Linked DNA regions of Homo sapiens: region 1 is linked to region 2. Evidence: read pairs that join two places in POLR2A ChIA-PET (ENCODE). Cell type or tissue: MCF 10A. All regions are shown on one strand. Each heading gives the region's core, and the rest is flanking DNA. Links, peaks and the distances in the headings are about the cores only. Region 1 has its middle 14 kb from the start of PELI1. Region 2 overlaps PELI1 (pellino E3 ubiquitin protein ligase 1).

The links. Peaks named below come from ENCODE experiments on the same cell type or tissue, not always from the same donor. Only the 100,000 strongest peaks of a DNase experiment are listed, where the experiment ranks them.
Region 1: POLR2A ChIA-PET joins it to region 2 with 5 read pairs; 16 of 35 experiments call an interaction of 5 or more read pairs at or near these places.

Annotation. Positions count from the first base shown.
Region 1 is chr2:64,156,794-64,159,715 of GRCh38, forward strand. No RefSeq gene overlaps it. Among named protein-coding and RNA genes, the nearest start is that of PELI1, 14 kb to the left of the region's middle. In MCF 10A, for the core only: no CTCF peak of the experiment used is centred there; a DNase peak (open chromatin) is centred at 1,198.
Region 2 is chr2:64,105,400-64,108,321 of GRCh38, forward strand. It overlaps PELI1 (pellino E3 ubiquitin protein ligase 1), which reads right to left. Exons shown (of 7, transcript NM_020651.4): 2 at 2,841-2,922. The coding sequence starts at 2,911. Among named protein-coding and RNA genes, the nearest start is that of PELI1, 38 kb to the right of the region's middle. In MCF 10A, for the core only: no CTCF peak of the experiment used is centred there; no DNase peak of the experiment used is centred there.

The DNA.
Region 1 (2,922 bases), core at 127-2,626, 51 kb after region 2:
AAATACTAGCATCACAATTACCTTTTCCAACCTCTAACCTCTACTACTATTCTCTTTGACGATGACAACAGAAAATAAGTCACCTGACTTTTGTTCCACTCTCACCCTTAAAATTTCCCTCTAGCTCAGATACCCAACCTAAGATACTTCTTGGAGTCAAGTCATAGAGCTATCCTACCACTATCTTGGGATCCTTGACCACAATACTTACATCTCTATGCTGACAGAATCCAGTCTCCTTCCCAACCTCAAACCATAATTCCTATAAAGCTCTCCTATCATCCCCACTCCTAAGATGTTCTTACATTGAGAACTTATAACAGCATGCCTTAAGCCATAGCCTGGGTCTCAATTCTTTGTTTATTGGATATTTTGCTTGCACTCACCAGTTTTATCTGGATATAAGAATTTCAAAGACTATACGAAGACGGTTTAAAAAGTCCCTTCATATGGAGGGAGAAAAGGTGTTGAAAAGCCCACGAGTATGTATTTTTAAAGAAAACAACTTGGCTAATCAGATTATCATCACTATGATATATACCTACATTTTAGTTTCTCACTGACCAGACTTAATATTTAGGAAATTTGTGAGAAGTGATTTTTTTTCTCTTAGAAGACTAGACATCCAAGAAAGCCCCATCATTCAGAAGTAGTTTTACTGATTGATAAGAATAAAACAGAATTCAGTGAAAAACTTGTTTTGTTCATAAAAGTTGTAGGATTGATATAAAATAAGAAACTAAGCCCTTTCATAAATTCAGGTTCAGCTTGAAGTTTTGTTTATTCAATTTCTAAATTTAATTCTTCTATTACAATCATATATTACCACTTGTGACATTATTTTACTATCTTGAGCAATTTGTTGCTATTTATTTCTCAACCATAACTATTTACCCTCATCTTTTACTCTCCATTTCCAAATTCCTATAGATTATTCAACTGGAGTATCAGCCTGGGCTAGGGGTTGCAGACCATTGTTAGTTGATACTTAATAATAAAATCAGAACATGTCAAATTACTCTGAAGACAGGTCCCCATGTACAGCTTTGAGAGGTAACAAAGGGCCAGATTAGTGACTGTGTGTAATGTTAAGATTTGGGAATGGTGTTTAGCTGGCAGTCATTATTGCATCTCACCTTTCCCCTTGGAAAAGTGTCTGCTATGTTGCAATCACTGAGCAAATGCCAAATGCCTTCTGGGAAAGTCTGATACTGCCAAGAATTCCCTCACCCCCAAGCTGTCTTCCATTGTGTGGGAAAGTTTTAGAATTTCTAGTCTCTAGCATGCTACACCTAAATCCTGGCCAACCAACCCTAACAAATGTGTAATTCAAGCAGTCCCTTAGATTGCTTGGGTAACCAAAAATGTCCAGGGAACAGAAGAGAATGACAGCATAGATACATATGCTTATGTATGACTTTTGACACAACAGAGAGAAAAAATTGCCATTAGAATGCTACTAATGTTGGAATCAATGGTCATATTATGTCTTGATAAATAAGCATAAAAAGGAACCATAGAAACCTTGTTCTATAGGTATAGAGCAGTGAAACTGATACAAAATAAGAAAATAAGCCCTTTTGTAATTTGAGATTCAGTTAAAACATTTGTTTATTCAATTGCTAGATTTCATTGTTCAATTAGAACCATGAATATGTAACGTTTATGAGATAATTTTGCTATCCTAAAAAAGTTGTTGCTATTCACTACTCAACAATAGCTATTTACCCTCATCTTTTACTCTCCATTTCCAAATTCCAACAGATTATTCAGCTAGAGGATTAGACTGGGCTAGTAGTTGAAGATAAATAGGTGATAATTGACACAAGGAAATGGAATACATAATATAAATATTTGATGTTTTAGTAGATTATGAAATGAGTTAGGTGTTAAGATTTATAAATATCACGGCTTTACTGATAACATGGTGAACTATGGACTTGGCTATTGATACGGTTGGCTATCCGTGAATAAAAGGCAAACATTTGTACATGGAAACACAGGCAAACTGGTTGGCTTAGCATAAAACTGCAAATCTATCTTTACAAGTGGAACAGAAAAAAATGGAGTTCAATCATATAGTAAGAAAAAAAGAAAAAGAGCCAGGCATGGTGGCTCACGCCTGTAATCCCAGCACTTTGGGAGGCCAAGGTAGGAGGATTGTTTGAGCCTAGGAGTTCCAGATCAGCCTGGGCAATGTGGTGAGACTCTGCCTCTAAAAAAAAAGAAAAACAATTAACTGGGTGTGGTGGCACATGCCTGTAGTCCTAGCTAGTTGGGAGGCTGAGGTGAGGGGATTGCTGGAGCCTGGGAGGTCAAGGCTACAGTAAGCCATGATCATGCCACTGCACTCCCACTTGGGCAGCAGAGGGAAACTGTCTCAAAACAAAACAGAACAAAAAGGAAAAGAAAGAAAAAAAGGCTATCTCGCAGTTCTATGTGGTAAAAATCCCAATTACCTTGAGATCTTTATCCAGCAATCAAAATAGGACTCACTAACCCAGAAGTCAAAGTAAAACCTCTGAGCTGCTTTAAAAAAAAAAAAAAAGAAAAGGTTTAAAAAGCTATATACTGAAGCTCAGAAACTTGATTAATAGAAAAATTTATTATGTTTTAAACTCATTGAAAGAAACCTGATTATTTCATTCCTCGGGCCATAGAAGATTAGAAACAACAAAAATTTTCCATTCATTACAGATTCTAACATCTATTGTGTGTTAACTATGTGTGAGGGATAATTCCACAAGCAACTGATTTTATCCTCTGAGGTAAGTATTATGACTCCCCTCATTTTACAAATGAGAAAACTGAGGTGGAGAGAGGTTGATTAATTTAGCCAAGATCACACAGTAGAAAGTAGTAGCGTCAGGATTCAAACACAAGTTTTCTACTGGTGTCCACACTTTCAGGTACTACTGGCAA
Region 2 (2,922 bases), core at 208-2,707:
TGTTCAGATCTTATGACCATTTCTCCATAACATGTACACATACACACACACACACATATACATCCTAAAGGTAAGCAAGTACTAAACCAATGGAAACAAGTTAAAAACAAAATAAAAATATTTGGGTGTTTACTATGTACCAGGCACTATTGAATGCTATCCCATACACATCACCTCACTAAATCTACCCTTGCAAAAATTCTACTAGATTGAAATCACTGTCCCCATTTTTGTACATTAGGAAACAGACTCAGAAGAATTATATTCTGAAGTGACACTGGCAAAGCCAGAATTTGAATTTAAGTATGTTTGTCATGTGGTTATGTCATTCTTTACTGCTTCATTGAGGCATGAGCAGTAGCTTAATAATAATCTTTCCTCATTCACCGTCCACCTCCCCTGCCCCCGCCCCCTGACAAATCTTGGGTTTGATGATCTACCATATGTAGTTGGTCAATCTAGGGGGAAAGGAAGCAGGGAACAGGGACAGTTTTGAGGCTGGAGGAGGAAGTGATTATAAAATGGCCTGTAATTGTGGCTGGCAAGGAAGAATGTTTTAAAGCTGAGAAGAGAGTTTACTCAATGACTGCCATATATAGAAACTACATTGACCCTTTATAAAAAATAAAATACTTTGTATTGGAGAAAGCCCTTGGTAATGTTGCTAGCCTTGCTGTAAGTCCAAAGTACAGCCCCTTAGCTAATAATTATTTTAGCTATTTTAGGCTTTGTATTGCCCCCAGACCCTCTGTCGATTCCTCACTGCCCCTTCACTACTGTCCTCTGAGTTGCATGACTCATCCCACTTCTGGATCTTGCTCTTTAGTCCCACATTGCGTTCCTGTAGTTCAAAGCTCTTTTCTAAGCAGCAACAGCATGAAACCTTGTCCAGCTTCACTTCTAGAGGGTTGAGAAGAAAAATTATCTGCATTTTAAGACACCAAGTACCAGACACAGAGACAATTACTGTTGCTAATGATTAACTGAGGAACCCATAGGCTAAGACTGGCGGTTTAAAACCCTAAGCTAAATATTAAACTATTCTTCAAATGACTCTCAAATTTCCTGCTAGAAGAATTTAATCTGGAAAAGTTTTTGGTAGTTAAGAGCTGTTTGTCATTGATACCATTAAAATCTATGTGATTTGAAGTTCTAATACTGTAGTTACTATGCTAAATTTATGATCTTTTAAAGCTTTGTTTCTGAGAAAAGAATTTTAAGTCTCAAAGGGCCTTAGATGATCTTATCTGTCATTTTTACAGACAAGGAAACTAAGGCCCAGGATGGTTCAGTGACTTGCCCAAGGTCACACAGCTAGCAGTGCTGAACAAGCACCGGATTCTAGGATTCCTAACATCCAGTCAAGCTCAGTAACTCCATATGATTTCCCCAGTTTCTCTTACTATCTCAACTGAAACAACGCATTCTCACTTTAACAACCTGACTCTCAAACATACCGCAATATCTAGAGTTGCTTTTTAGGCAAAAGGAGGGAAACAGTAGGGGGAAAATAAAATTAGCAATTTTCTTTTTTCTCATTTTTTTCGAGACGGAGTCTTGCTCTGTTGCCCAGGTTGGAGTGCAGTGGCGCTGATCTCAGCTCACTGCAACCTCCTCCTCCTGGGTTCAAGTGATTCTCCTGCCCCAGCCTCCCAAGTAGCTGGGATTACAGACATGCACTATCATGCCCAGCTAATTTTTGTATTTTTAGTGAAGATGGGGTTTCACCATGTTGGCCAGGCTGGTCTCGAACTCCTGAGCTCAGGTGATCTGCCCACCTAGGCCTCCCACCTGTAAGCTGGGATTACAGGTATAAGCTACTGCACCTGGCCTAAAATGAGCAATTTTCTAGTTTCTGAGATCTCTAGTTAGGAAAGGCTAATACTGTGTCTCCATTTTGATAGTTAATGGCAAGTTTAAGTGGAATAAATTGAAATAATTTGGAATAACAGAATCATCTATTCCTCAATCTTCAGATTCTATTTCTGTGAGTTACATGGATGAAATTACGTTAGGAGCTAAGAAGTAGCTAGGTCCTGGGCTTCAGAGGCATTATGCTGTCACCATACACATATACAACTCCTTTAACCCAAATGTACAGCACAAAGCAATAACTACTGTAGAGAGGCAAAAGAATAAATGAAGACTAACCTACATGAAATGACTTAAAGCAGGGAAGGGAAAGGGAATTTTTGGTAAAGTCAGCTGAGGCAAAACATGGGATAGGGAAGACAAATGGAATGACTGTGACAGTGGATAAATAACATTTTTCATTTCATTTCATTTTTTTTTTTTTGAGACAGAGTCTTACTCTGTTGCCCAGGCTGGAGTGCAGTGGCGCGATCTCAGCTCACTGCAACCTCTGCCTCCAGGGTTCAAGCAATTTTCCTGCCTCAATCTCCCAAGTAACTGGGATTACAGGCATGCCTCATCACGCCCGGCTAATTTTTGTGTTTTTAGTAGAGATGGGGTTTCACCATGTTGGCCAGGCTGGTCTCGAATTCCTGGCCTCAGGTAATCTGCCTGTCTTGGCCTCCCAAAGTGCTGGGATTACAGGCGTGAGCCACCATGCCCGGACTTTCCATTTCATCTTTGAGAAACTCTGCCCTTTCTGTGGGTAAGGGTGAGACAAAGCTTATGTCATATTTGAGTGCTTTTAAAAGATGGCATGAATATGAGAAGTAAAAGAGTTTCTTGATTTGGTAACATTACCTGTAGCTTTAAATTCTTTTTGGAAGCAGGTAAGATATAAATTCCAAAAAAAAAAGTACTTTTAGCCTAGATGCCAAAGTTAGCATATATTATTAAACTGTGTGTGTCATCAAATGGAGAAACCTTACCCTAAGACAATGAGTTCACCATATTTTACTGGTGCTTTAGATGGATGATTTTCTTGATCAGGAGAAAACATGAGCTTGGCTG